Regions from separate parts of the Homo sapiens genome. Here region 2 is linked to region 1. A link is a loop called in an ENCODE intact Hi-C map of the cell type or tissue named here. Cell type or tissue: gastrocnemius medialis. All regions are shown on one strand. Each heading gives the region's core, and the rest is flanking DNA. Links, peaks and the distances in the headings are about the cores only. Region 1 has its middle 210 kb from the start of JARID2-DT. Region 2 has its middle 400 kb from the start of JARID2-DT.

The links. A loop is a pair of places that touch in the nucleus more often than their neighbours do. Peaks named below come from ENCODE experiments on the same cell type or tissue, not always from the same donor. Only the 100,000 strongest peaks of a DNase experiment are listed, where the experiment ranks them.
Region 2: it touches region 1 in a loop (6-fold over the local background); 2 of 110 quality-filtered maps call a loop at or near these places.

Annotation. Positions count from the first base shown.
Region 1 is chr6:15,028,691-15,043,727 of GRCh38, forward strand. No RefSeq gene overlaps it. Among named protein-coding and RNA genes, the nearest start is that of JARID2-DT, 210 kb to the right of the region's middle. In gastrocnemius medialis, for the core only: no CTCF peak of the experiment used is centred there; DNase peaks (open chromatin) are centred at 5,307, 8,221 and 10,099; H3K4me3 peaks cover 821 bases; H3K27ac peaks cover 3,773 bases.
Region 2 is chr6:14,834,744-14,849,780 of GRCh38, forward strand. No RefSeq gene overlaps it. Among named protein-coding and RNA genes, the nearest start is that of JARID2-DT, 400 kb to the right of the region's middle. RefSeq lists a silencer at 9,795-10,089. In gastrocnemius medialis, for the core only: no CTCF peak of the experiment used is centred there; a DNase peak (open chromatin) is centred at 7,248.

The sequences.
Region 1 (15,037 bases), core at 4,125-12,124:
CCTCGTCAGCGGGATAGGTGGCCTTCTATCATTGCAGCTAGATAACTGTTTGGGAACAAAAAGGAAGGTGATTTTTTGCATGACTCAGTTCCCAAGCTTAACTTTCCCTTTGGCATAGTGAGTTTGGGGTCCCAAGATGTTACCTTCCTTTCACATACCCAACTAACTTGTTTGGCCATGCAAGGTCCAATTATTTACCAAGTTCCCCTCTCCCAGCATCTAGGAACCCTGGAGAGTGCAGAGAAGCTCTATAAATCTGCCTTGGTTGTCACTTGCCACAAACCAGCATCTGGCTCAAGCCCATTGCCCTTCAGACCCTCGATAGGCATCTTCAGACCAGCTTCTATTCTCCACTGTGGCCACCTCCACCAGCCCCAAGAGTGGGCCAAGCCTGCCCTCCTTCCCACACAGTGCTGCCTGAGGCCAGGCCTTCACATTCATCATGTGGCCTTTGGAAGGCTTGGGGATAACCAAAGAAGCTGAGCCCAGAAAATTCTGAACATGTTTCAGAGTCTTGGCTCACCATTCTGTTTCAGGGACTGCCTCTCTAAAAAAGAAACCACGAAGGCTCCAGGCCTCATATCATTTGAGGCCCCCAGAGAAGAAAAAAAAAAAAAAGGGTCCTGATTTGTTTTGTTTTGCTTTAAATGGAAACTGAATCTCAAACATGCAACTCTGCCCACCAAGAAGACAGTCTTGTTCAATTCGTGTGTAGAGAAGTTGAGCCACATGCCTCCAACTTCCACATAGCCCAAATCTCTTTGCTTTACCTTTACATTTGCAGGTCTGTGAGATCCAATATTGAGGGAGTCAGAACCATGGGACCTCCCTGCAGCAAAAATACACTGTTGTCACCACTTCAGTGGAAGTCTGAATCCATCTATAACCACAGAGGCTTGAAAAATCTTGAGGCTGGCCGGGCGCGGTGGCTCACGCCTGTAATCCCAGCACTTTGGGAGGCCGAGGCGGGCAGATCATGAGGTCAGGAGATCGAGACCATCCTGGCTAACACGGTGAAACCCTGTCTCTACTAAAAATGCAAAAAAAAAAATTCGCCAGGCGTGGTGGCAGGCGCCTGTAGTCCCAGCTACTCGGGAGGCTGAGGCAGGAGAATGGCGTGAATCCGGGAGGCGGAGCTTGCAGTGAGCTGAGATCGCGACACTGCACTCCAGCCTGGGCAACAGAGTGAGACTCCGTCTCAACAACAACAACAAAAAAAAAATCTTGAGGCCCTTTATTGACCAAGGCACCCTATCACGGATATTTACATTTATTTTGCATAGCGTAAGACACCATAGCTGAATTGAGGGGAAAAAAACCTTTCACATTTCCACCAAGTATCTAAACACAGTATTCATCAGGAGAAATTCCAGTCTGACCTCCCGAATTCCTTAAAAAAGAAAAGAAAACATTGAAGAGAAATAAAGCAAAGCCCACCCAAACCCTCATTTGCGCCATGCGTGGTGGCTCACGCCTGTAATCTCAGCACTTCAGGAGGTCAAAGCAGGCAGATCACTTGAGCTCAGGCATTGGAGACCAGCCTGGGCAACATGGTGAGACCACCGTCTTTACAAAAAATTTAAAACATTAGCTGGGTGTGGCAGCACACACCTGTGGTCCCAGCTACTCAGGAGGCTGAAGGGGGAGGATCACTTGAGCCTGGGAGGTTGAGGCTACAGGAAGCTATAATTGTGCCACTGCATTCCAGCCATGGCAACAGAGCAAGACCTTGTCTCAAAAAATAAATAAATAAATAAAAATAAAATAAAATAAATTATCATTCTCCTTCCCTCCTGTAACTGCCCAATGGATTCACCTTGCCCACTGCCTAGACAGAGCCAATTTATCAAGACACGGGAATTGCAATAGAGAAAGAGTAATTCATGCAGAGCCAGCTGTGCAGGAGACTGGAGTTTTATTATTACTCAAATCAGTCTCCCCGAGCATTTTAAGGACAACTTGGTGAGTTGGGGGAAGCCAGTGAGCCAAGAGTGCTGATTGGTCAGAGATGGAATCAGAGGGAATTGAAGTTGTCCTCTTGCACTGTTGGTTCCTGGGAGGGGGCCACAAGATCAGATGGGCCAGTTTATTGATCTGGGTGGGGCCAGCTGATCCATCAAGTGCAGGATCTGCAAAATATCTCAAGCACTGATCTTAGCAGCAGTTTAGGGAGGGTCAGGATCTTGTAATCTCTAGCTGCGTGACTCCTAAACTATAATTTCTAATCTTTTGGCTAATGTTGGCCCTACAAAGGCAATCTAGTCCCCAGGCAAGAAGGAGGTCTACTTTGGGAAAGGGTTGTTTTCTTCTTTGTTTTAAACTATAAACTATAGGCTGGGTGGGGTGGCTCATGCCTGTAATCCCAACAATTTGGGAGGTCAAGGCAGTGGATCACCTGAGGTCAAGGAGTTCGAGACCAGCCTGGTCAACATGGCGAAACCCCATCTCCACTAAAAATACAAAAGTTAGCCAGGCATGGTGGCGGTCGCCTGTAGTCTCAGCTACCCGAGAGGCCGAGGCAGGAGAATCGCTTGAACCCGGGAGACCGAGGTTGCAGTGAGCCGAGATCACACCACTGCACTCCAGCCTGGGCGATAGAGTGAGACTCTGTCTCGAACAAACAAACAAAAAAACCAAAAAAACACTATAAACTATAAACTAAGTTTCTCCCAAAGTTAGTTCAGCCTACACCCAGGAATGAACATGGAAAGCTTGGAGGTTAGAAGCAAGATGGAATCAATTAAGTTAGATCTCTTTCACTGTCTCAGCCATAATTTTGCAGAGGTGGTTTCACTCCCAGTTCTCTGCCCCAGGACTTGTCCTGGAGCTACTCCTTTCTCCTGTTTAAGTTGTTTATCCCCATGCTAGGTTAAATCAGCCAAGGCTCTACTCATCAGCCTGAATAGGGCAGCCAGGCCAGCAGAAGGAACACAATCTTCCCTAAAAGTTCAGTGGAAAGTTGTGCAGACGCGTGCTTCCATTTGTCATTGTCGTTGTTTCTCCTACTTTGTAGGTTACCTAGTGAGAGGCAGTTTTCCCCAACAGTTATCATTAAACAGGTGGCTTTCTCATGTCAACTACACATTTGCCCTTGAACTTGGCCAACAACTCACCTAGTTTGATTATTTTATTTTACAAAAGAAAAGTCAAAAAGTGTTCAAAAGAGAAGAAAAGGAGAAGAAGAAGAAAGAGGAGGGGAGATGAAAAGAAGTAAGATAAGGAAAAGTGAGAGGGGAGAGAAAAAGAACACGATTGAACATTTTCTGTGCAGCAAGGGAAGCGCCACCAGCCGTTAAAGAGGTCGTTAAAGACAGTCTGTTCATTTTCCCTGCACATTCTGGGGATCCCAAAATAAGATCCATGGGAGATGACATTACACTTTTCCAAAACACCTTTCTGAGAACACCTCCCACAATGTGTCAAAACAAATGAAATTCTACATCTCTGCTTATAAATATTTTCCCCCAGCAACAAATGAAAGCTGTGATTCTACAGATACCTCGTGGCTTCCTGTTCCTTAGAAGGGGTGTAGAGGCAGAGACATTTGCGGCAGCATCATTTTTATACTATGAGTGAGCACACATTTACATAATTCCATTCAAAAATAACTGATTGAATATACATAGTATTATATAAATATGTATCAATACCTATGAGAACTAAATTAAGAGAAGCTAGTCAGAACCAGGCAGTGTGTGGGAGCCCCCTCAATTCCTGCAGCAGGGTTGGGCTGCCTGACTTTGGGGAACAGATGCTATTTGAGTACCGGGGCATTATTCACCTAGAACTGCCCTGTGTCCGTCCCTGATCCCATAGCACGGTGGATAAATAAAATCTGTGCTCATGCATTAGATCAGCATGAATTACCACTGAAAATACATATAAGATGCAGGAATTGCATCTTTATTTCCAAACATATTTGTTATGAAAGACTCAGAGATTGGGGAAACCAGGGGAAAATGTTAGCATTTCTTAGGAAGGTTTCGAGTTGCATCTGCTACTTGAATACTTAAACTGAGCGAGTGGCCTTAAAGATATTAATAAATACCTATTGAAACGCAACGAATTTGGGAGAGAAGAAGACATCCTATGAATTTATTTATTTCTGAATCTTCACTGAAGGAAAAATTAAAACTATTTTTTATTAGTCAGCTCTGGTTCCCATAAGAACGTGCCACAGCATGGGTGGTGTAAACAGCAGAAATGTATTTTCTTTCAGCTCTCCTCTTCCTAGCTTGCAAGATGGGGGCCTCTTCTCTACGTCCTCATGTGGCCCTTCCTCTGTGCACAGGAATTCCTGGTGTCCCTGCCTCTTCTTTTTGTTTTAGAGACAAGGTCTCTGTCACACAGGCTGGAGTGCAATGGCAAAATCATAGCTCACTGCTGCCTCGACCTCCTAAACTCTAGTGATCCTCTCACTTCAATCAGTCTCCCAAGTAGCTGGGAGAAAAATTAACCGGGTTAATTTTTCTTCCTAATTTTTTGTAAAGATGGAGATCTTGCTATGTTGTTCAGGCTGTTCTCCACCTCCTGGGCTCAAGCTAGCCTCCCCACTCCGGCCTTTCAAAGTGCTGGGATTACAGGCGTACGCCACTGCACCCATCTCTTCCTCTTCTTACAAGGACACCAATCAGTCTTATAGGATTAAGAACACACCCTTGTGACCTCATTTAACCTTAACTACCTCCCTAAAGGCGCTATCTCCAAACACAGCCACATTGAGGGCTAGAGGTTCAATGTATGAATTTTGGTAGGGGGGTAAATATCCTCCAAAGTCCAGTGGCACGATCTTGGCTCACTGCAACCTCCACCTCCCAGGTTCAAGCGATTCTGCTCAGCCTCCCCAGTAGCTGGGACTACAGTCACCTGCCAATGCGCCCAGCTAATTTTTTGTATTTTTAGTAGAGACGGGGTTTCACCATATTGGCCAGGTTGGTCGCAAACTCTAGACCTCAGACGTTCCGCCCACCTCGGCCCCACAAAGTGCTGGGATTACAGGTATGAGCCACTGCACCCCGCCCAAAGTTCTTTTGAAGTGGCTTCTTTGTGTGGGGTAAATACCCAGGGTTCATCATCTCACACCAAGAAAATTTAGCACATGGACACATTTGAGGAGTTTAGGAGTGGAGGTTTAATAGGCAAAGTAAAGAGAAAGGAGAACAGCTCTCTCTCTAGTGAAAGAGATGAGCTTCTGAAAGGGAAAGACCAGCTGGTGGTAGATGCCCCGGATTTTATAGGCAGGCTTGAGGAGGCGGTATCTGATTTACTTAGGGCCCACAGATAGGTTCGATCAGGTGTAACGTTTACATAGTGCAGGGAAGGCTGGCCGCCCCACCCTAATCTTATTATGCGAATGAACTTTCCACACGACCGGCACCATCTTGTTTGCTCCTTACTGTACACAAGGCTGGCAGAGACAGAAGGGAAGCTGGGGCCATCATTTTGAACATGATTGGTACACCTGCCGGCATCTATGTCTGCAGCTCGATTTTATAGGTTGCTGTTTGTTAGAAAATGATTTGGGGGCTGCTTTTCATTAAAAAGGGAAACCTTACCGAGGACTCCTGTACCTTCACTAACTGCCTAAGTAATTTCTTCTTAACTCCTATATCACTTTCAAGTTGAATGCCGTGGCTCAGGCCTATAATCCCAGCACTTTGGGAGGCCCACGTGGGCAGATTGCTTGAGCTCAGGAGTTCAAGACCAGCTTAGGCAAACATAGCAAAACATTGTCTCTACTATTTTTTTTTTTAAGATGGAGTCTTACTCTGTCACCTAGGCTGGAGTGCAGTGGCGTGACCTTGGCTCACTGCAACCTCTGCCTCCTAGGTTCAAGCGATTCTCCTGCCTCAGCCTTCTGAGTAGCTGGAGTTACAGGTGCCCACCACCACGTCTGGCTAATTTTTGTATTGTTAGTAGAGACAGGGTTTCACCTTGTTGGCCAGGCTGGTCTCGAACTCCTGACCTCAAGTGATCCGCCTGCCTCAGTCCCACAAAATGTTGGGATTATAGGCGTGAGCCACCGTGCCTGACCATCTCTACTTTTGTAAGAAAAGAAGGAAACAAAGTGCTTTTAACTAAAAAGATTGACTATTTCAAATATCTACCAGAGCTAAAATATAGAAACAGACATAGGTTTAGAAATATTGAAGTTGAGGATGATAAGCACAGAATGACTAATGCATGTGCTGCTCTTCTCCTTGTAGGGGGTGGTTGGGGACAGTTTTTATTTGCTTTGTTCCCCTACCTCTCCACCCCCGTCCCCATTACTCTATATGGACCCTTTTAACTTCTCAAAACCAAAGTTCATTCATTCTAGGCTATAAGTGCTCTAAGAACAGAGAGCATTTCTTTCTTTCTTCTTTTTTCTTTTTTTCTTTTCCCTTTTTTTTTTTTTAATACTAGGAAGAGCCAACATCGAAGCATCAGAAAGCAAGGTTGCTATGAATGCTTGGCAGCCATAAGCCAGTAAAGAGGGCATTTCTGTTTAATTCCGTGTAGAGTCAGGCACATATGAGCAGCTCAATAAACACCTGCTGGAAGAATGAATGGTTCCATTCCTTATAAACATGGAATTGGAAAGAGTAAGTTAGGAGAAGGGCCTCAGCAAGTGGAGGCCAGGCTGAGATGGGCCCTTCTCTCATTCTTCCTAGTCCCCTACCTTCCTGACAGCCAAGGATCTAAACTCTGTAGACCTGCCATCGTGGCCTCAGGAGAGGGGACATGAAGCCCCAAGTCAAGTCTCTGAGTATCACATGCTTGGAGAATGTTGACCCATGGATTGAGAGAAAGTACAACCCAGCTACCCTTCGGTTCCCATGGCCACACACCCAAGAATTGCCAGGGTCCAGGTCAAGGGAGAAGGTAATTATGCCAGAGGTCACAAGTGACAACCAACAAGTATTTACTGAGTGCCTGCTCTTTGGTCAGTCAATAAATATTTATTAATTACATATTTTGCATCAAATACAGTACCTGGCACTGCAGATGCAAAAGATGAATAAGATGCTCTTGCTCTCTAGGGATGAATATGTGGGTGCCAAGGGGAGATGCAGAGCCCACTGCACTACTGCATCAGGCTTCTGCTTAGCCCTGACAAGCTCATGTCATGACTGGCAGTTCCTCAGTGTCTGTAAGTAAAGGCCTATCCTGTGTGTGTTCCCTTGAGCAAAACAAAAAGTTTTCCATTTAAACTCTATTTTGCCAGCCATGATGGATCACACCTGTAATCCCAACACTTTGGGAAGCCAAGTTGGGTGGATCGTTTGAACTTAGGAGTTTGAGACCAGCCTGGGCAACACAGCAAGAACCCATGTCTATAAAAAAATGTAAAACTAAAATTTAGCCAGGTGTAGTGATGCATGCCTGTGGTCCCAGCCACATAGGAGGCTGAAGTGAGAGAATCTCTTGAGCCCAGCAGGTCGAGGCTGCAGTGAGCCATGATCATGCCACTGCACTCCAGCCTGGGCAACAGAGTGAGACACTGTCTCCAAAAATTAAAAATAAAAATAAAATTAAAATCATCCTTTAAAAGGTGGTAGAGGCCAGGCACGGTGGCTCACGCCTGTAATCCCAACACTTTGGGAGGCCAAGGCAGGCGGATCACCTGAGGTCGGGAGTTCGAGACCACCCTGACCAACATGGAGAAACTCCGTCTCTACTAAAAATACAAAATTAGTCGGGCGTGGTGGCATGTGCCTGTAATCACAGCTATTCAGGAGGCTGAGGCAGGAGAATCACTTGAACCCGGGAGGAGGCGGTTGCGGTGAGCTGAGATAGCGCTATTGCACTCCAGCCTGGGCAACAAGAGTGAAACTCCGTCTCAAATAAATAAATAAATAAATAAATGGTGGTAGAATTGCTGGAACCCAGGAGTCGGAGGCTGCAGTGAGCCAAGATCGCGCCACTACACTCTGGCCTGGGGAACAGAGTGAGACTCCATTTCAAATAAATACATAAAATAAACTCTATTTTTTCCTTTTTCCTTTTTTTTTTTTTAAATGACTGTCCATCAGTTTGACTGGCCCAAGAGGTATAGGCGTGGACTGCAGCGCAATGAGCCAGAGGAATGCCTGGACTGGATATTCAACTCAGAGTGACATTTTCACAACTCTGGTCATGAGGCTTGAAGTGACAAACTGCAAGATCAGGATGACTGCTCCCAGATAAGAGTCTGCCCCTGGTGAGCAGCCATCAGGCAGCTGACAGGGAGCACAGAACAGGGATTATGTACTCGAGTGACAGCCTGGCGTGGTGACCTGGCTTCCTGCCAGGGCCAACCTCCCTGTTGGCTAAATGACCCAGGGCATTCTCCCCCACAGCAGCGGAATCTTCCAGAGCCTCCTTAACCAGCCTGTTTGCTCCTACCACCACCTTGTGCGTGAGATTATGCTGGGCGTGACACAGTGATGACACCGTTGCTTGCTCTATAGCTAAACGGGCCAAAGTCAAAATCACAGAAGTCACTTGGATAAGGCAGAAACACACAGACACTGCCACGGAGCCAGCAGACTCTCCCAGCAACCCCAGTTCAGGGAGGTGAGCCTTCCTGAAGCAAAGAGTTGCAGCACGGTGCAGTAAATACCACGTTCAACCAAGTGAAGCTGCCAGTATCAGATCATTTTTGCCTACAAAAACAAAACTTTCATATGGTCCAGCAGTCACTGACTCTTACATTATGTAGCATATCCTATGTGCCAGGCAAAATTCTTTTTTTTTTTTTTTAAGAGACAGGGTCTCACTGCATTGCCCAAGCTGGAGTGCAGTGGCACGATCATAGCTCGGTGCAGCCTTCACCTCCTGGACTCAAACAATCCTCCTGCCTCAGCCTCTGGAGTAGCTGGGACTACAGGTGCATGCTACCATGCCTGGCTCAGGCAAGGTTCTAATCTCTCCACACACAAACTCACCTCATTTATATAACAACCCCATGAGGAGGGTACGTGATTATCCCTGTTTTACAGACAGGGCTGAGGAAGTGGCTGCCAGTCAGTGGCGACAATTCAAACACAGGCACCCTGGCCCCAGAATCCACACTCTCCACCCCTACCCTGACCTGCCTCTGCCAGAAGTGTGCAGAGTTTGGGAAAATCACAGAGTAAGGGCCAAGATGCTCAAAAAGGCTTCCAGAAGGAAGTCAGGCCTGAGGAAGCTGTACCCTCTGATCCCTGACACAGTGACCGAAGGCCTTCATCTCATTTGAGTATGCTCAAGTTTGACTCAAGTTACCCAGTGGCTCCTCGCCTACAGAAAGGGAGCTGTCCCCAAGGGTTCAAGTCCCTCCACACAAATTCACTTCAGGTTCACATTATCTTTATTTTTATTTATTTATTTTGAGACAGGGTCTCATTCTGCCACCCAGGCTGGAGAGCAGTTGAGTAATCCCGGCTCACTGCAGCCTTGACCTCCCAGGCTCAAGCCTCCCACCTCAGCCTCCCGAGTAGCTGGGATTGCTGGTGCGTTCCACCGCTCTCAGCTAATTTTTGTATTTTTTGTAGAGATGGGGGTCTCACTATGTTGCCAAGGCTGGTCTTGAACTTCTGGGCTCAAGCGATCCTCCTATCTTAGCCTCCCAAAGTGCTAGGATTACAGGGGTGGCCCACGTTCACTTTATAAACATCTGTTGCATAAACAGATCTGAGTGAGGAGAAAAAGAATGAATGAGCAAAAACAGAGTGCAAATGTGTTCATTAACATAGAAAAAGAAAAGTGCCGGAATGACTGGAATCCCCAGGTATGTGGAGTTGGGGGGCGCTGAGCTTTCCAATTACATTACCTGGTGCGTATTTCGCAAAAACCCCATGGGGGAAATATTGTCATTGAATTTTACAAATGAGGAAGCCTATTGGGAGAGGTGACTGAAGCTAACTGCCCCCAAATTCTGTACTTGGCAGGGTCAAGATTCTGACCACCCTGTTTTCACACCTGCTTCTGCCTTCCAAGCTGGTGGGTACTTTCTGCTCCCAGCAGGAAAATTAACTTGGGAAATCCTATTAAGATGATCCCACTGCTGGCAGAGTACAGGCCCAGTTTACAAGGAGCCAGAAGGTCTCTGGGAATAGCTTCTGGCTGTGAGCGCCTGATTCTCCATCCTCCACCATGCAGCCATCCAGCTGCCAACCAGAAGACAACATGTAACTGGACAGTCAGGGTATGCCTGCCCTGGTCTCTGCTGGAGAAACTGGAGACTCACTCTCTCACTCCGGCACCTTTTCCAATATTCCTTATCAGCCACCAAAAGCTACTGCCATTACAACATTACCTCATGATGGGCATATTACAATTTCCTAGATTACATCTTATCTGACATTAGCTACATTTTAGGGTTGTTGCTTCCTGGCACTTTAATTTTAAAAGTAAGCTATCTCCAAATCACTGAAGAGGATGAGTTACAGCTACTTCCATCCATTCTCTGAGCCTCATTTACAGAAACTAACCTTTTCTTCCACAGGCCTGGATTTCAGGGTGCACTCCTGTGCTGGTTCTATAGCCTTCTAGCCATTAACTGTAATAAGGAATGATAATGTTCTTTATCTCAATTATTTTGTTTTCTATTTTTGGTGGTTGGCATGAGAGGAAGTACAGGCAGAATCTGATTGTGTAAAATTGTCATCTTGATAGCAGTGCCCTTTTGCAAGACATGGGTCACCAAGCTCCTAAAGAATTTTTTTTTCTTTTCTTTTTGAGACAGGGTCTCGCTCTGTCACCCAGGCTGGAGTGCGGTGGTGCCATCATGGCTCACTGCAGCCTCAAACTCCCAGGCTTAAACTGTCCTCCCACCTCAGCTTCCCAAGTGGCTGGGACCACAGGCACGCACCACCATGCCTGGCTAATTTTTTTTGTAGAGACAAGGGTCTCACTTTGTTGCCCAAGCTGGTCTTGAAGCCCTGAGCTCAAGTGATCCTCCTGCCTCAGCTTCCCAAAGTGCTGAGATTACAGGCATGAGCCACCTTGCCCAGAGGGACTATTTCTTCATATAATTATTAACTTTAACTACAGGGATTAGGTATCATATAAAGAGATATCAAAGATATAACTTGGTGCAACATTACCATATAATCATCAAGGGTTAATAAGTATAAAGAGGAAAGAACGTGGCCAGGCCCAGTGGCTCACACCTGTAATCCCAGCACTTTGGGAAGTCAAGGTGGGTGGATCACCTGAGGTCAGGAGCCCAAGACCAGCCTGACCAACATGGTGAAAACCCATCTCTACTAAAAATACAAAATTAGCCGGACATGGTGGCACAAGCCTGTAGTCCCAGCTACTCGGGAGGCTGAGGCAGGAGAATTGCTTGAACCCAGGAGGCAGAGGTTGCAGTGAGCCGAGATGGCACCATTGCACTCCAGCCTTGTTTCACTCAACAAGAGTGAAACTGCATCTCAAAAAAAAAAAAAAAAAAAGGAAAAGGAAAATAAAAAGAACGTGTTTTTACAAAATATAACTTGCCCACATTGTATACCCTACCACTAATGAGACAAAGAAAAACCTCCGATGGAGTATTTGAGGAGCGGATGGGCATTGAAATCACTGTCTGTTTGACTTTCCTCCATTTGTTTCCAGATGGCAACCGCCAATAGTGTAAGGAGGAAAGGAGGAAAGGAGATGGAGACTTCATTCAGTTCCTCAGGAAATCCACTCCCTTCTAGGGCATGGCAAACGACAAAGGAAAAAGAACAAAGCTAGGAAATGGGAAAGTTGTGGCCCAGGCTGGAGTGCAATGGTGTGATCTCAGCTCACTGCAACCTCCGCATCCCAGGCTCAAACAATTGTCCTGCCTCAGCTTCCCGAGTAGCTGGGACTACTGGTGCACACCACCAAGCCTGGCTAATTTTTGTATTTTTTGTAAAGACAGGATTTCACCACATTGACGAGGCTGGTCTCCAACTCCTGTCCTCAAGTGATCCATCCTCCTCAGCCTCCCAAAGTGTTGGGATTACAGGCATGAGCCACCACAGCCGGCTTCTGTGGGTTTTTTTTTTTTTTTTTTTTTGGTTTGGTTTGGTTCTGTTTTGAGACAAGGTCTTGCTGTGTTGCCCAGGCTGGCCTTGAACTCTTGGGCTCAGGGGATCATCCTGCCTCAGCCTCCAGAGTAGCTGGGACTACAGGCTCATCACCATGCCCAGCTTTATCTGTTATCTAATGTCTTCAGGTTTTTGTGGCTGAATTTGGATGAAGGGATTGAAGGCTAAAAATTATAAAGTATAGGCAGGGTGCAGTGGCTCATGCCTGTAATCCCAGCACTTTGGAAGTCCAAGGCAGGCAGATCACGAAGTCAGGAGTTTGAGACTAGCCTGGCCAATATGGTGAAACCCTGTCTCTACTGAAAATACAAAGATTTGTCGGGTGTGGTGGCGTGCGCCTGTAATCCCAGCTACTCAGGAGGCTGAGGCAGAAGAATCACTTGAACCCGGGAGGTGGATTTTCAGTGAGCCAAGATCACGCCACTGCACTCCAGCCTGGGCGACAGAGCAAGACTCCATCAAAAAAAAAAAAACAAAAAAACAGATAAAGTCTCACTCTGCCACCCAGGCTGGAGTGCAATGGCACACTTGGGGCTCACTGCAACCTGCGCCTTCCGAGTTCAAGCGATTCTCCTCCCTCAGTCTCCCGAGTAGCTGGGATTACAGGTGCTCACCACCAGGCCCAGCTAATTTTTGTATTTTTAGTAGAGACGGGGTTTCACCGTGTTGGTCATGCTAGTCTCAAACTCCTGACCTCAAGTGATCCGCCCACCTTGGCCTCCCAAAGTGCTGAGATTACAGCCGTGAGCCACTGCGCCAGGGAAGAAAAAAAAAATTCCTTTTATTTGCAAAGAGAATAGGTGCAGTGCCTTTGATCAGGCAATATTATCTAGCTAGAATGTGAAGACACTGTTTTTCAGCATGTTTCTTTTTAGAGTTATCTTCTCCGTATAGCAAGTGATAGAAAATTTCCATTTATATTAGCAAAAAGAAGCTTTTTATTTTTTATCTTAAAATTTTCAAAATAAAAAACAGAAAGAATAGTACAATGAATAACCGTATCCTCACCACAGAGATTCAACCATTCTTTACAATCTCATCTATAATTTATTTTTTGTCCAAAAACTTAAAACTAAATTACAGACATTGTGACACTTTTCTCCTGAAATACTTCAACATGCAATTCCAGAAAACAAGAATATTCTTCCACAAAATCATTACCCATTATCACACATAATAACATTAATAATTCCCTCATGCTGTCTAGCCCATGTTCAATTAGGAAGGTGGTTTTTGTTAAATAAATTCACTTTAAACATGTGAGATGATTGAAAGAAGAAAACATTAGGTAAATAATAGTAAATAATAATATAGGTGATATATGGATATGGGCAAAAGTCTGATGATGGCGGGTTTTATAAAACTCTAGCTTGAGGCTGGGCGCGGTGGCTCAAATAAAATCTCTACCGGGTTTGGTGGTGGGCACCTGTAATCCCAGCTACTCAGGAGGCTGAGGCAGGAGAATCACTTGAACGTGGGAGGCAGAGGTTGCAGTGAGCAGAGATCATGCCATTGCACTCCAGCCTGGGTAACAAGAGTGAAACTCCGTCTCAAAAAAAAAAAAAAAAAAAAAAAAAAAAGAGGCTAGCACCAGAGAATGCTTTCAAGTTTTCAACACTATGATCTAGCCTAAGCTGCAATTGGTATGCTAGCTTAAAAACTAATGCCTGGGAGGCCAGGCGCGGTGGCTCATGCCTGTAATCCCAGCACTTTGGGAGGCTGAAGTGGACGAATCATTTGAGGTCAGGAGTTCAAGACCAGTCTGTCCAACATGGTGAAACTCTGATCTGTACTAAAAATACAAAAAGTAGCTGGGCGTTGTAGTGCTCACCCGTAATCCCAGCTACTTGGGAGACTGAGGCAGGAAAATCACTTGAACCCAGAAGGCAGAGGTTGCAGTGAGCCAAGATCAAACCACTGTACTCCAGCCTGGGCGACAGAGCAAGACTCTGTCTTGAAAAAACAAACAAACAAAAAAAACTAATACCTGGGAAAGGTAGAGACGATAAAATATGCAATCTAGGCTGTGTAGGAAAAGGAAATAGAACAGGAAAGATGCTCATAGATTGGGAGAAAATTAAGTGGGCCAAGAAATAGAAGTCATCTCTTGATCAAAAAATAAGTGTGTTGGGAAGAACAGTGAAAAAATGAAGTATAGGAATAAAAAGAGAATAACATGTCTCCAAATGTAGGATGGGGTTACAACTTGATAAGGCCATCTTAAATTGAAAATTTCTGTAAGTCAAAAGTGTGTTTTCAACTTGGGATATTTTCAACTTACGATAGGCTTCTCCAGAGGTAACCCTATCATAAGTTGAGGAAAATAGTGAATGCATATGGCTTTCACACCACCGTAAAGTCATAAGTCCAACCACCATAAGTCAGGGACATCTGTATACACGAGCATAATTAGAGGTTATCTCTGGGAGGTATGACAAGGGGCAATTTGTCCTCTCTGCGGTATCAGTCTCAACCTTACAAGCTGTAGAATCAGGCTGCCTGGTTTGAATTCTGGTTATGCCACTATCAGCTGTGGACCCTTGAACTGATTACTTGAGATCTCTTTGTTTCAGTTAACTCACCTATAAAACAGGAGGAAACAGTAGTTTCTACCCTATGATACACTATAACACTTTCCTAACACGTAAGTGATAAACATGACCCCAAAAATTCAGTGGCAAAAAGGATGGGTTTGTGTTAAGGCAAGGTTAATGAAAAACAGGATTTTTGTCAGTCTGTTTTGTCATGAAAAGCACAAAAGTAAAGATAAACCTACACTGTGCTCAACTGACCAGAAACAATGCCCTCACCATCTCTCTCCTGTTCCTCCACCCTCAGGTGCAGGAAGGGACAGGAGTGGGAGGAAGAAATGACACCGTTGGGCAGAGCAGGAGAGCACAGCCTCTGGAAATTAAATTTGAAAGTTGATGGGAGGCCGGGTGCAGTGGCTCACACCTGTAATCCCAGCACTTTGGAAGGCCAAGGCAGGTGGATTACTTGAGGTCAGGAGATCA
Region 2 (15,037 bases), core at 3,231-11,230, 190 kb before region 1:
TGGGGGGGAAAAGGTTGTCTTATTTTTGGTTTTGCTTTATGTGTTTTGGACACCCAAAGAAAAAGTTTTCACACAGTTAAAATGGTACCTAAAGTCAAGTTGTGATGAAAAACTGATTTGCAAGTCCACTTCGTATTCATAATGATCAACTCAGTAATAATGACCCATCTCCCTCTTGCAATATCCCTAACCATGTATGTTCCTTGGCATACTCCCTGAAGCCAAACCCCTTTGGAAAGATTATTCGGCATTGGATTCATGGGAAACAAACTGGACTTATTTCACTCCAAGATATTGGAACCACACATAATAAAATAATGCCAAATTATGCTTGGAACTAGGATATGCATGGTTCCGATTTCTTGTGACAAAATAGTTCCAGATTACAACCGAAGTGTACAATGTGGAATAAATCCTTCCTTATTTTTAGATATTATAATAACTCTAGCATTGCATTAGTTGCAAAAAAAAATAGTTCTTAACTTTACACTGGGCTCTCACTGTATTACTATTTTTTAAAGGGTAAGATTTTGTATAAAAGAGTGTCATAGACACCATCCAAAGAGTGTCATAGACACCATCCAAAGGTGTTTATCTATTGAGGTCACAAAAAGGCCTTATTATGAAATGGTTTCACAGCTAATTCCAAAGCTTGAAAGCTAGGCAGTGTTTCTTAGTAGAGCTTCTCTGAATTCTTTTTAAACATCTATTGAACTTAGTTATTTTTGTTTTGTTTTGTTTTGTTTTGTTTTGCTTTGTTTTAAGAGAGGGTCTCTCTCTGTCACCCAGGCTGGAGTGCAGTGGTGTAATCATAGTTCACTGCAGCCTCGAACTCCTGGGCTCACGCAATCGTCCCATCTCAGCCTCCCAAGTAGCTAGGATTGCAAGCATTTGCCACCATGACCAGCTAATTTTTTATATATTTTTTTGTTGTTGAGATGGAGTTTCACTCTGTCACCCAGGCTGGAGTGCAGTAGCATGATCTCAGCTCACTGCAACCTCCACCTCCTGAGTTCAAGCAATTATCCTGCCTCAGCCTCCCGAGTAGCTGGGATTACAGGCATGCCCAGCTAATTTTTGTATTTTTAGTAGAGATGGGCTTTCACCATGTTGGCCAGGCTGGTCTCGAACTCCTGACCTCAAGTGATCCACCCACCTTGACCTCCCAAAGTGCTAGGATTACAGGCATGAGCCACCATCCTTGGACAATTTTTTTTTCCTTCGTAGAGAAATGTTAACAGCTTACTATTGACAAAATAATCTATCACTTTACTCTCTACCCAAATGGAAATTGCCTCAAGGTTACTTCTGTTTTAATCCCATATATGAAGAAAAATAGAGAGGGGAGACCTCCTTTCAGGCATGTAGGTGAACTACTAATGCCTCAGGAAAGTCCATTTCAATCTGTTATTTTTCAAAACGTCTATCATTGAAGGTATAGCTATGTTAGTTTCTATATCCTGATTCACTCTCTTGTATTCTTTGTCATTATTTTGAGCTCCAACAAAAGGCTAAATAGAAGTGATATGATATCCTCCATGTGTTTATGCCAAAATATTGGCAGAGAGGTTCCTTTGACTGGTACCTGTCTTAGGAGCGATGAGGGAGTACTCTAGCTTATAACACATCTTTCTGTTTATCAGCTCCTTGATCCATCCATCAATCCATCTTATTTTCTTGGTGGATTTCAAAATAAATTGCAGACTTACCTCTGAACATATCAGCATGCATAGCATCAACAGAATTCAATGCAACAAAGAATTTGAGCAGGGAGTGACATGATCAAATTCAGATGTGGGAAAGAACCCAATGCCAGTAGGGAAGATGACAGGCATGAGAAAGGCTTAGAGGCGGGGAACAGGTGGGGGGCCATTGCAAAGGGTTCAGAGAGAGAAGATGAGGGCCTGGACCAGGGCGAGGATGGAACAGGGAGAGAGAAAGGGACAAACAGATAGGAGAATTGACAGCTCTTAATAACTGATTAGACATGGCAGGGGCAGGATGAGGGAGGGAGAGGAATTCACAGTAACTTCCAAATTTCTACCTTGAACAACAGGTAAAATGTGAGGCTGTACATTTAGTTAGGAACTGACTTTAGGTAGTGAAACATATAGGGGGGAGGGTGTAAGATGAATTTTGGATATAATTTTGGGGTACTCATGAGACATCCAGATATAAACTATGGGATAGAGAGATCTCAAATAGAGATACACATTGGAGATTCAGCAGCATTTACAGGGCATAAAAAGTTTTTGTCTAGAGAGGGAGAGTTTGTGATCAGGGCCAAAAACAGCTTAAAGCAGTGCCTGGATTTAAAGGGCAGGTAGGGAAAAGGTACCGATAAAAGAACCTTGAGAAAAAGCAGTTGGTGAGGAAGGAGGAGAACAGGGAAGAATGGGGTCTTGGAAACAAAGGAAGGAAACAGTTTCAAGAACAGGAACTTGTCAACAGTACAAAATGCTGAGAAGGCAAGAGAGGGGTGGGATTGAAAGGAGTCTATAGGATTTGGCAACTTGGAGGTGGATGGTGACCCTGGTGGAAAACAGTTTTCCTGGAGCTGGGAAAATGGAAGCCAAATTTCAGTGGGTTGAGGATTGAATGACAGATGAGGTCATGGAGATAGCACATGAAGACTAATGGTTCTAGAAACCTGGCTATGAGAGGAAGGAGAGAGGTACAGTGTACATATTACAGGAGGATGCAGGGTCATGGACGAATTTGCCTTAAGAGTGGAGCACCTGGATTATACATAAATTAATACCTGTACTAATAAGTTGACACCTAAAATGCATTGCTTTATGTTGACAGTTTTCATTGTGTGGATGTGTGATCTCCCTGGTTAGACATGCACTTCTATAAACATATGGGTCATGTACTGACTGCACGCATGGTCATATAGAAAGTAAGAGCTTGAATGTGACGGAGATGTCTTACTACATCTTTACATCTTACAGCTGAAGAATCTAAAGCCAAAAAAGAGTGAGTAGCTCAACATCATCCAGAGTTAGTTAATAAAGATCCCCCCCAGCACCCTTCACAAAGCATTTTACAGTAAGGAGAAAGGTTTTGGTTTTCAACACAGTTGTATGAAAATTCCAGCCCTACCACTTCAAAGGTATCATTCCTTATCAGTAGATTTCCTTTGTGTGTAATGGGGTTATCTGGATAAAACAAAACCGATCTCCACTTTTACCACCAAATTGGGATTGATGTGTGAGTACAAAATTTTAGGGCAATGTAGTTTTCAATTTCTCTCACTTTTCTACTTTTGCTTCTTTCTGCCCTAGTTAATCGAAAAAGGGAGTTATTTGCATGTTGCTGGAGGGAGACTATTTCTAATTGTTCTGGCCTATTAATAGCAGATGTATAGCAAAGCTTCCAAAGAAACACATGCCTTCAGGACCTCACAGAGTTTCAAGAGTAGTATTCTATGGGTTCATTTTGGATTTCAGGTGATTAATGGATGTGGACGAAACCTTTAACCTTTTCAATTGTCTGCTCCTGCTTCTCCAGCTCCCTCTCCAAGTTCCTTTAATTAGCTAAACTTAAAGCCCTTTTGAATCACCTAATGTCACACAAAAGTACTTGCCCTAGGCAGAGAAAGAGAAGTAACCCAGTTTCGGGGCAACTGATTTATTACATGCAGGGAAACTTCTTGTTAGTTTTCCAAAAGTTATCTCTTCTCTTGTTATTTGGAAAGCACAGCAGTTTTCCACTTCATTCTCCACTGATGGAAAACAGATTTGTCTGACGCCTAGAAGAAGCTCCATTTGCACTGGCGTTTTATTTATTTATTTATTTTTTTTCTTGGTAGACCACTACAATCATTGGCTGTGCACACCTATATTGGACTTGGCTACTGCACCATACTGCACTTGCAAAAATGTTCTTTTCTAGACATGGCAAGAAAAGCCTCTATAAGCTGAACTAATACCATCTGCCTCTCCAAAATGCCTTAATTGTATTGGCAAAAGGAGCACTTCTTATTTTTTAAAGCCTACTGTAACTGGATTGTTAGAGCAGTACCATTAAAAGGATAATGACGGTGTTACCCTCAAATAGATTTTCTTAAAATAATTGCTTTTCCTTACTGAGTGCTGGCACGGCACTCGTGAAATTCTGATGGGGTCAGCGGGTTCTTTGATGTTGCCCACCAGAAGATTGTCTCTTTCCGATCCACTCTCTCTCCTTTTGTTTTTTCCTCATCTACACTCACGTTGGTTTTATTTAGCTACTGCAACTTGTCTTTGCACCTGAATCAAGCCAATTTTTTTTAATGATATAAACAGGTAGCTTTCTCATTGGGCCAGTGTTTGCTGCTTCTTTATTTTGTCTTGATGGAAATCTTTTTATTGTAGGAGTCAAACATTGACTATGAGAGTGTCACCATCTCAGAAATTGACAGGTTGACCATGAAATCACAGGTCTGCATATTCTGCTTCTTATCTTGGGTTATCCTAAGAAGTTGGCAATGACTGGCATGAATGGGGGTATCTGACCCCTGCTAGGAGGGAGTGGACCCCAGGCTCCTCAGGCTGCCTGCCAGGGCTGTTACTCTGGAGCTGGAGAGGGAAATGAGAAGCCTGGTTTGTATGAGGCTTGATTGAGGCTGTGGATATGAAGCAACAGGGAAGCGAAGCCCATGTCTCTGATAAAAGAAGACACTAGAAAGGGAGGTCTGAAACACTAAGCTAAAGGTGTCTGGCAGAGAACTGCAGAGAAGCAAGACAGAGAAAAGTAGAGAGCTTAAAGAGATTTCCGGAGACGAATGCATGCAGATAGAGAGGATTTCATAGCCACCCACTGCCCTTACTCTGGGCAAGGAGAAAGCTGTTTCAAGAGTCAATTTATACAGGAGAAAAATAGGAGTACATATTCATTGTTTTATTTTATGCCCAACTCAAACTGAGGCAGCCTATAAACTAACACAGAATAGACTTAATCTCTGTGCCAACACTGTAGCTCAGTAATGGTATACATACAGTCAGAAAGTGGAAAGCATTAGCTTAATTTTTTTGACGTCGGGCTTCAGTTTAGCTAATGCCATTGAATTGACAGACCACCTCTTCAAACCTGTCTAAAGTTATTAAACTAATGGTTTCTATAATGTAACATAAAGTTATTCCCTCCTTCTCTCCGTTTAGAATGATATTCTAAATACAGATGGAGTCTCTGAACACTTGGTTTCTCCCTAAGTGATGCATGGAGGACGGATGAAGGAAAATTGAAACACTTTTCTGCTATGTTACCTTTTCAACCCATTTGTTTACTTATCGACCACTTATGGGTTACAAAGAAAATACACCACGATTTATTGCTTGGAAAGATGATGCAGAGAATTTGAGAGAGAATCACTAATAAATTGATGGAGAAGTGCTTTGTTAATATAGAGTGCTATTGAAATGCATAATGAGGAATGGCCTCTCCAAGGACACTCGCCCAAGAAGAGGCTAGAACTCTGGATGCTCACTCTTCATCTAACAGATCCTGGCATACAAAGCCTGAATACAGCATGTCTTTAACCCCACTTAGGTATTGCCAGAAGGAGTCTCCACTTCTTTCTACCCAGTAGTCTGCATTCAGTTAAGAAAGTACAACAAGAAACAGGGCAGTGCTTCTCAAGGTTTCGTGTACAACAAATCACCTATAATCTTGTTAAAAAGAGAGTTGTGGGCCGGACGCGGTGGCTCACGCCTGTAATCCCAGCACTTTGGGAGGCCGAGGCAGGAGGATCACGAGGTCAGGAAATCGAGACCATCCTGGCTAACACGGTGAAACCCCGTCTCTACTAAAAATACAAAAAAAAAAAAAATTAGCCGGCGTGGTGGCGGGCGCCTGTAGTCCCAGCTACTTTGGAGGCTGAGGCAGGAGAATGGTGTGAACCTGGGAGGCGGAGCTTGCAGTGAGCAGAGATTGCGCCACTGCACTCCAGCCTGGGCGACAGACCGAGACTCCGTCTCAGAAAAAAAAAAAAAAAAAAAAAAAAGAGTTGTGATTCAGTAAGTCTGGGGTGGGGCCTAAGATGTTGCATTACTGATAAGCTTTCAGGTGATGCCGGTGCTGCTGGTCTAAAATTTTGCTCCAACCTAGAGCATATGGAGAGATGCCTAGATTCCTGCAGTAAGCAGGATTTCAATATGCTGGCAAAGACCATCTCTCAAGGAAGTTAACGTTGTGTTTTTGGTTTGGGGTTTTGTTTGTTTTGTTTTGTTTTGTTCTGTTTTTAGTGTTTAAGACACAAATCAAGAGCTTCCAGTTCGGGGTGCCTAACAGGCAACAGGAGATGTAGAATTGGACTTGAGACAAGAGAGTAGGGCTGTGGATGGTTTGGGGAACCATCAACAAAATGTGTAGATAATTCCATAGATAGACTCATAGACAAATAGATGAAATATATGGAAGAGACCTCAGACTTCTCAGTCCAGGGCACATTCTCATGTTGGTTCATGCAAAACTCCATTTTTGATTTTTAAAAAGAAATTCTTTAACTTATTTATTCATTCATTCCCTTTTATCTCCATCCTCCCCACTACAAGCCATTTTCTAATGTGTTTGATGTGTATCCTTCTATTTCGTTAATTTTTCTTATATATAATATTTCATGTGCACTTTTTAATTTTTTATTCAGGTATAACATGGATACAGTAAAGCAAAATAACCTTAAGTATGCAGCTTGTTGAATTTACATGTATGTATACACCTATGTAAATAGCACTCAAACCATGAGCTAGAATATTTTCTGCAGCTCTGTGTTTTTTTGTTTTTGTTTTCTTGAGGAGGAGTTTTGCTTTTGTTGCTCAGGCTGGAGTGCAATGGTGCGATCTTGGCTCACTGCAACCTCCGCTTCCCAAGTTCAAGCAATTCTCCTGCCTCAGCCTCCCGAGTAGCTGGGACTACAGGCACCTGCCACCACGTCTAGGTAATTTTTGTATTTTTTTTTTTCTAGTAGAGATGGGGTTTCATCATGTTGGCCTGGCTGGTCTTGAGATGGAGTTTGGCTCTGTTGCCCAGGCTGAAGTGCAGTGGTGCAATCTAGGCTCACTGCAACCTCTCTGCCTCCTGGGTCCAAGTGATTCTCCTGCCTCAGCCTCCCGAGTAGCTGGCATTACAGGCATGTGTCATCACACCCAGCTAATTTTTCTATTTTTAGTAGAGATGAGGTTTCACCATGTTGGCCAAGCTGTTCTCAAACTCTTGACCTCAAGCAATCCGCCCACCTTGCCCTCCCAAAGTGCTAGGATTACAGGCGTGAGCCACCACACCCACACCCGACCCGCTGTGCATGTTTTAAATTTACGTAAGTGACATTGTGCAAAAGAGAGCATTATGTTTCTTACCTCATCCCACGAAACAATGTTTTCGAGGTTGATGTGTGCTGCTGTGTTTACATGCTATTCATTCCAGTTGCTTCCGATTGCTTCATGGTGTCCCTATTATACATCTGCCACATTTCATTTGACATTCCTCAGTGAAGGATGTTCAAATTGCTTCCAACTCTCTTTTCCACAAATAACACTGGAATGAACATCCTCATTCATGTTCTTTTATAGACCCATAGGAGATTTTTTTTTCTGTGATTTATAAGTAGGAAAGTGAGTACTGAGTCATAGAGTGTACACATACTTATTTTAACTAAGAATTGCCAGATTGCCTTCCAGAAAGGCTCTACCCATCTGCACTCACAAATACTTTATTCTGTAGTCAAATTTATGTTTCCTTTTAATTTGCACTGTGTTAAGCTGGACTCAAGGCAACTAGGTTTTATTAGGGTTACATTTAGATTGTGCCTATGAATGGCAATTCATTCAACCTCTTAAAAACTCTTTACTGAGCACCCACGATACACTAGGTACTCTTCTGGGTGCTGGAAATATAGCTGTGAAGAAGATAAAATCTCAACCCACATAGAATTTATTTTCCAGTAATTAAAACCATCCAGTGAATAAGATCACTTAGGAAGAGAGAATAGAGTGAGTAGGAAACAAAACCAAGGATGGAATTCCAAAAAAAAAAAAGATTAAAGGGTTGAGAAACAATGGACATGGTGGCTCTTGCCTGTAATCCCAACACGTTGGGAGGCCGAGACAGGAGGATCACTTGAGCACAGGAGTTCAAGACCAGCCTGGGCAACACAGTGAGACTTTGACAAAAAATGCAAAAAAGGCCAGGCATGGTGGCTCATGCCTGTAATCCCAGCACTTTGGGAGGCCGAGGCAGGCAGATCACCTGAAGTCAGGAGTCCGAGACCAGCCTGGCCAACATGATGAAACCCCGTCTCTACTAAAAATACAAAAAATTAGCTGGGTGTGGTGGCAGGCATCTGTAATCCCAGCTACTTGGGAGGCTGAGGCAGGACAATCGCTTGAACCCAGAAGGTGGAGGTTGCACTAAGCCAAGATTGCACTACTGCACTCCAGCCTGGGTAACAAAAGCAAAACTCCATCCAAAAAAAAAAAAAAAATTAGCAAGGCATGGTGGCATGTACCTTGTGGTCCTAGCTACTCAGGAGACTGAGGTGGGAGGATGGATTGAGCCCAGGAGGTAGAGGCTGCAGTGAGCCATGATCGTGCCCCTGCACTCCAGGCTGAGTGACAGAGTGGGACCCTGTCAAAAAAGAAAGAAAGAAAAGAAAAGGAAAGAAAGGAAAAGAAGGAAGGGATAGAGAGAAAAGGAGCCCTGTAGGGAGTCAAAAATATTGTTCTGAGAAGTATCAAGAAAACCAAGAAAAAGTGATGACAGAGGAACCAAAAAAGAGAGTTTCAAGTAACGTACACTCTTCAAGAGGTAATATAACTAAGAAGCTGTTGGTCACCAAAGAGGCTGTGGCACAGCCATTGGTGGAGAATGGGAGAATAATGGAGTAGTACACAGCCTGTGGTCCTCAGCCATGTTCACTCTGCCATGGTAGCAATGTCCCTAGACCAAGCCCATGCCCTCCACTTTTCTGAAAGCAATGGGACCCTCTTCTTTTCCCTTGGTCTGCATTCTTTTCTGAGAAAGTCCATCTTCACTTAGTGAACTGACCTGGCTCTTTCATGCCTCTAGACCAGAATATATCTTCTGAATTTTGGTGTAAATACCACTTTGTTTAGCAAAACTTTTTGCTGATTATTCCAAAGAGTGGGACTCTGGTCCTAACCAAAAATTTGGCCAATCAGTGTGAACATTACACAATTCATCTTTAGAATTAAAGAAGTTGGCCAGACACGGTGGCTCACGCCTGTAATCCCAGCACTTTGGGAGGCCGAGGCGGGTGGATCACGAGGTCAGGAGATCGAGACCATCCTGGCTAACATGGTGAAACCCCGTCTCTACTAAAAAATACAAAAAATTAGCCGGGCATGGTGGCACGCGCCTGTAGTCCCAGCTACTCGGGAGGCTGAGGCAGTAGAATGGTGTGAACCCGGGAGGCGGAGCTTGCAGTGAGCCGAGATCGTGCCACTGCACTCCAGCCTGGGCGAGAACGAGACTCCGCCTCAAAAAAAAAAAAAAAAAAAAATAGAATTAAGGAAGGTGAAAGAATGGGGAATGAATAGATTTTTTTTTCTAGTCTGACAGTTGGAAAGACAGCTTCAGATGTTCAGATGTCGTATTATTGCTGCTACGCAATGACAGCAACTTTACCTTGGTCCCATTGCTTTCCCTCACCCCTTTTATCACCGTTTATCATGTACGGTTGTGTTTTTTTTTTTTTTTTCCCGCAAAATGTCTGTTCCATGTATTCAATCTTTCATAGTCTCACAATTCTTCAACACTGACTCAGGCGTGATCCTTATTACCCATGCTTGAGCCAGAGCTATAGCCTCAGGACAGGCTCTGCCTCCCCCGCCGATCCCAAGCCTCCCCCACCGGCTGCCCGCGCCCCCTTCGCAGAAGCATCAGTACTCTCCCACACCTCCCGGTGAATCCTGCATGTCAGATTCACACACCTTCACAACCTGACCCCACGCAGCCTGGGCCTTCAATTTCCCATTACTTCCCAACCACAATCCCGTGGTCCCGCTACACGGCCCCTCCCCACGCTCGGTGCCCTTTCTGCCCTTCATTCCTCTTTCCTGCCACGTAGCACGTGAGCGGCGCCTCCTCAGTCTCCACAGAGTTCATCCAGAGTCCCATAGCCTTGACTCCCACTGCCGTCTAAATTCATTCAACAGCAGTTTTCAGACTTTCTGGTTTGGGGACCCTTTTACATACTTAAAACCTATTGAGGACCTCAAAGGGCTTTCATTTGGTGAATTGTATCTGTCAGTTTTACCGTAATGTAAATTAAACTGATGAAGTTGTTAAAATATTTATTACATTGCTGAAAAACAAAAATAAAAACAAAAACAAAAACACTACATGTTATTTTAAAAACACACACAGATTTTGGCCGGGCGCAGTGGCTCACTCCTGTAATCCCAGCACTTTGGGAGGCCGAGGTGGGTGAATCACTTGAGGTCTGGAGTTTGAGACCACCCTGGCCAACATGGCGAAACCCCGCCTCTACTAAAAATACAAAAATTAGCCAGGCGTGGTGGTGGGTGCCTGTAATCCCAGCTTCTCGGGAGGCTGAGGCACGAGAATTGCTTGAACCCGGGAGGCAGAGGTTGCAGTGAGCTGAGATCGCACCACTGTACTCCAGCCTGGCTGATAGAGTGAGACTTGGTCTCAACAAAACAAAACAAAACAAAACAAAAATACATTTTATGAAAAATAACCATATCTTCCAAATGAAAAAAAAATAGCAACAACAGTGGTAATGCTTTATATTTTTGCAAATAAAGCTCTTTAATGTCTGGCTTAATAAAGACAGCTGGATTCTTGTATTTACTTCTTCATTCTATCTTTTGTGATATGCTGTTTTGGTTGAAGTAAATGAGGAAAACTCACTCGCGCAGCCTTTGTGCTGGGTAAAGGGAAGAGAATTGTAATAGTATTTTCAGATAATTGTGAAGATTCCTTTTTTATATTAACCAAAACTGTGAAAGTGATAGTTTCTTGAAAGTTAGTTTCAGTGTAAAATCTGAAACCTTATCAGTAAACTGTTCATACTCTAGTATATTATAATCCATTGGTCTATCTTGCACTGTAAATAGATTTTTATCTACTCATGATTTTATACCATTAAGCACTGATCGTTTGTAAAATATTGATTCACTGAGTTATGCAGAACTTCCAAAAGTTGACACATTTTGTTAAAGAAGACATATATATGTACACTTTTTTTAAATCCCATACATTTTGTATCAGCAACATTCTTATCAGATAAGTATTCAAATATTGAGAAACTGGCAAGTTCATGGTGGTAAATACAAGTTTTCCAAAATCCCACTTTTTATTTGAAAGCTGGAACTTTCTAATTGGCAACAAAAATGTCCATTGCTTCCCTTGAAGTGATAGGTTCACTTTGTTCATTTCTAAGAAAATATTTGGCAAATACCCTAGGTTGGATAACTATAGCTTATCTGTCATTGTGATAAGCAGAAAAACATGCACTACCACCTCTAACACCCCAAAGATGTATTCACTTCCCAATCCCTGGGACCTGTGCATGTTACCTTTTAAGGCCCAAGAAGTGATGAAGTTAAGGATCTTGAGGAAAGGGGCTTATCCTGGATTAGCCAGGTGGGTCCTAAATCCAATGACAAGTCCCTTATAAGAGAGGCAGAAAGAGATTTGAGACACACAGAAGAGGAGAAGACACAGAGACACAAAGACGAGAAGATCATGTGAAGACGGAGGCAGAGACTGAAGTGATGCAGCCACAAGACAAGGACCGCCAAAGCATGCCCATCACCACCAGAAGCCACAAGAGGAAAGGACAGATTCTACCCCAGGTGCTCAAGAGGGAGCAGGGCCCTCCCAGCACCTTGATTTTGGACTTGGGACCTCCAGAACTGTGAGGGAATAAATTTCTGTTATCTTAAAGCACCAAGGCTGTGGCCATTTGTTGCAGCAACCCTAGGAAATGAACATAGTCATTCTTTCGAATGAAAATTGATGTTCCATGAAAAAGGCTGCCAGTTCAGCTATCAATTCAGGCAGTCACACAAGGACTTGTCTCGAGATAGCCATTGTATTTCAATATGGAGTAGCAGTGCTTTATGCACGGTTCTCATTTCATCACCCAAAAGATTCAAAAGTTATGCACTCAAGAGTTGAGATTATAAATTAATAACTTGTAATGCTTCGGCCGGGCATGGTAGCTCACGCCTGTAATCCCAGCACTTTGGGAGGCCAAGGCGGGCGGATCACCTGAGGTCAGGCGTTCCAGACCAGCCTCAACATGGAGAAACCCATCTCCACTAAAAATACAAAATTAGCCGGGCGTGGTGGTGCGTGCCTGTAATCCCAGCTACTCGGGAGGCTGAGGCAGGAGAATTGCTTGAACCTGGGAGGTGGAGGTTGCGGTGAGCTGAGATCGCGCCATTGCATTCCAGCCTGGGCAACAAGAGCGAAACTCCGTCTCAAAAAATAAATAAATGAATAAAAAATAACTTGTAATGCTTTATCAGGGACACTCTGAATTGAAACTGATATTTCTTAGCCTACAACTGAGTGGCAGTAAAGAATAATACCAGGACTGGTGGTACGGCGGGTGCCACTGACTCGGTTCCTGCTGAGGTACCACAGTTTTACCTACCCTCACTTTTGCCCCATCAGTGCAAATAGCAACGTGACAAAAAAAAGGACACTTAACATTTTAGCATTATTATGAAAATTATTTCGACCTCAAAGATCAGCTGAAAGTGTCTCAAGGTCTCCAGGGCCTGCAGGCCACATTTTGAAAGCTGCAGAAACAAAGAGAGCAAGACACTAATAGCAAAATGTAGGTGGTGGATATATAGTGTTAATTGTCCTTCTTTCTGAATTTGTCTGTGTTTTTGAAAATTTTCATAGTGAAATATTGAGGGAACAGTGTTATGTGTTTGTAAAAAAAAGAAAAAAATTATCGTTGGCTCACTCTGTATTGCCTAAACTGAAGGGAAAAACTTCCATCCTTGGCCGAAGGGAAACTCATATTTGGCTATCTTGAGTTCTGGCTCTGGGCTGTTCGTCCAGCCTCATCTCCTGTTCTCTAACCATATCATACACTTGGTGATCTGCAAATACCGGTCGGCTTAGAAGTATCCAAACTCGCCATAGTCTTCCCTGCCTTCGTACTTTTCTTGTGCTAATCCCTAAACCAGAAGGCTATTCCCTCCCACTTCACCCCTCCAGGAAAAATTTAATTTAGGCTTCAAGTTTCAGCTCCAATACTTTCTCCCCTCAGACTGACTTCCAGGCTTCCACCCTCGAGCCGGAATACACAGCAGAGGAGAAGGGCATCTGCCCAGGAAACCAACCAACATGAGATGCTGAAACATCAATGGCATAAATTAAACAGATGATGCCACTTAACTCAGGTTCCCACAGTCAACGCTTTCTGTAACAGGTGGCATGTAAATTAATAATGACTATTGAAGTCAACAATGTTCCAACATGAAATCATTCTACTTCCTCACTGGCCTATCTCTCATCATGAGTATTTTTGCCCTGGACATGAAAGATTGCTCTAAACCACCACAGGCCATTTCTGAGCCAGTTGCCTGAAGTCATAGTTGGAACTTGCAAAAGATGCTTAAACAAAACAACTCATGGTAGGGCAGTAGTTACTAGGAAAGCATGGGTCATATTACCATATAAATCTTAACTACTTTAATATGCCTCCCCAAAAGTTGTCTGCTTCAAAAATTGCAATTTCCAAAAGGTTAAACTGGGCTGGGTGCAGTGGTTCATGCCTGTAATCCCAGCACTTTGGGAGGCCGAGGCGGGGAGATTGTTTGAAGTCAGGAGTTCAAGACCAGCCTGGCCAACATGGTGAGACCTCATCTTTACTAAAAATATAAAAATTAGCTGGCCATGGTGGCGGGTGGCTGTAGTTCCAGCTACTCAGGAGGCTGAGGCAGGAGAATCGCTTGAACCTGGGAGGCGGAGATTGCAGTGAGCAGAGATCACACCACAGCACTCCAGCCTGGGCGACAGAGTGAGACTCCTTCTCAAAAAAATAAATAAATAAATAAAAAAGGTTAAACTGCTTATGTATATTCAGTGTGTCATAAATTCCTTATTAAAATCAAGAAGAAGAAGGTACATAAGTTTTCTTAATAGAAAATCCTTTTCTCTACATTAAAATTGATTATATGTTGAACATACATTTAAAGAATATCAGTTTGAGGAATGTCAAATTATGTCTGCCTAGGATGCCCATGTGTTTTTGGCCAGTCCAGACTTCTCCTAGCCCTGAATTTCTCCATTCTTCCAACACAGCATGATGTTATTGTCAATTATTTGGATTTATATCTCCACATTTGACTTCAAGCTCCTTGAAGGCAGAGACTATCTGTTTATCTTTCTAACCCAGGGGCTAACCCAGTTCCTGGCACCTAGAACATGCTCAATAATTGTTAATTAAGTGAATTCATGATGATGGGTGAGGCTCATGTACATTTCAAAATTCACACACCCATCATACAAATTCCACATACAGGAACAGGGCTCCCTAGGAGTGAGCCCAGCTCCTCTAGTGATCCACCTAATCAATCAAGTGTTTATTGAAAGACAAACACCAGCAACTCACCAGCCTGAAATCTGAATGCTGGGGAATGCAGAACAAAAGCAGGTCCCTGCCCTTCTGGAGTGAATAATGCAAACTCTACAGACACCCATGAAACAATTCAAGAAAGATTAAGTGTGTGGAGCTCCATAAAACAAAAGCTGGCAGAAGCCCTCCAGGGGACCCAGAATTTGAATGTAGGATGCTGAAGAAACCTGTTCCCCCCTTTATCACACAACAATTGAATGCAGACAATGGAGTCAGGGAACCAGAGGCCCAGATAAGCTCATAGGCCATGCAATATATGATGAAAAAAAAAAGCCTAGTAAACAAGAGTGGAAAGAATTCTAAAAGACATCTATAAATGTACAGTGCATCCAAATGTCCATTTGTGGACAAAAACATAAGTTTTTGAATCCTTTTCTGAGTAGCCCATGGCCAATCAATTGTTTTTCAGAT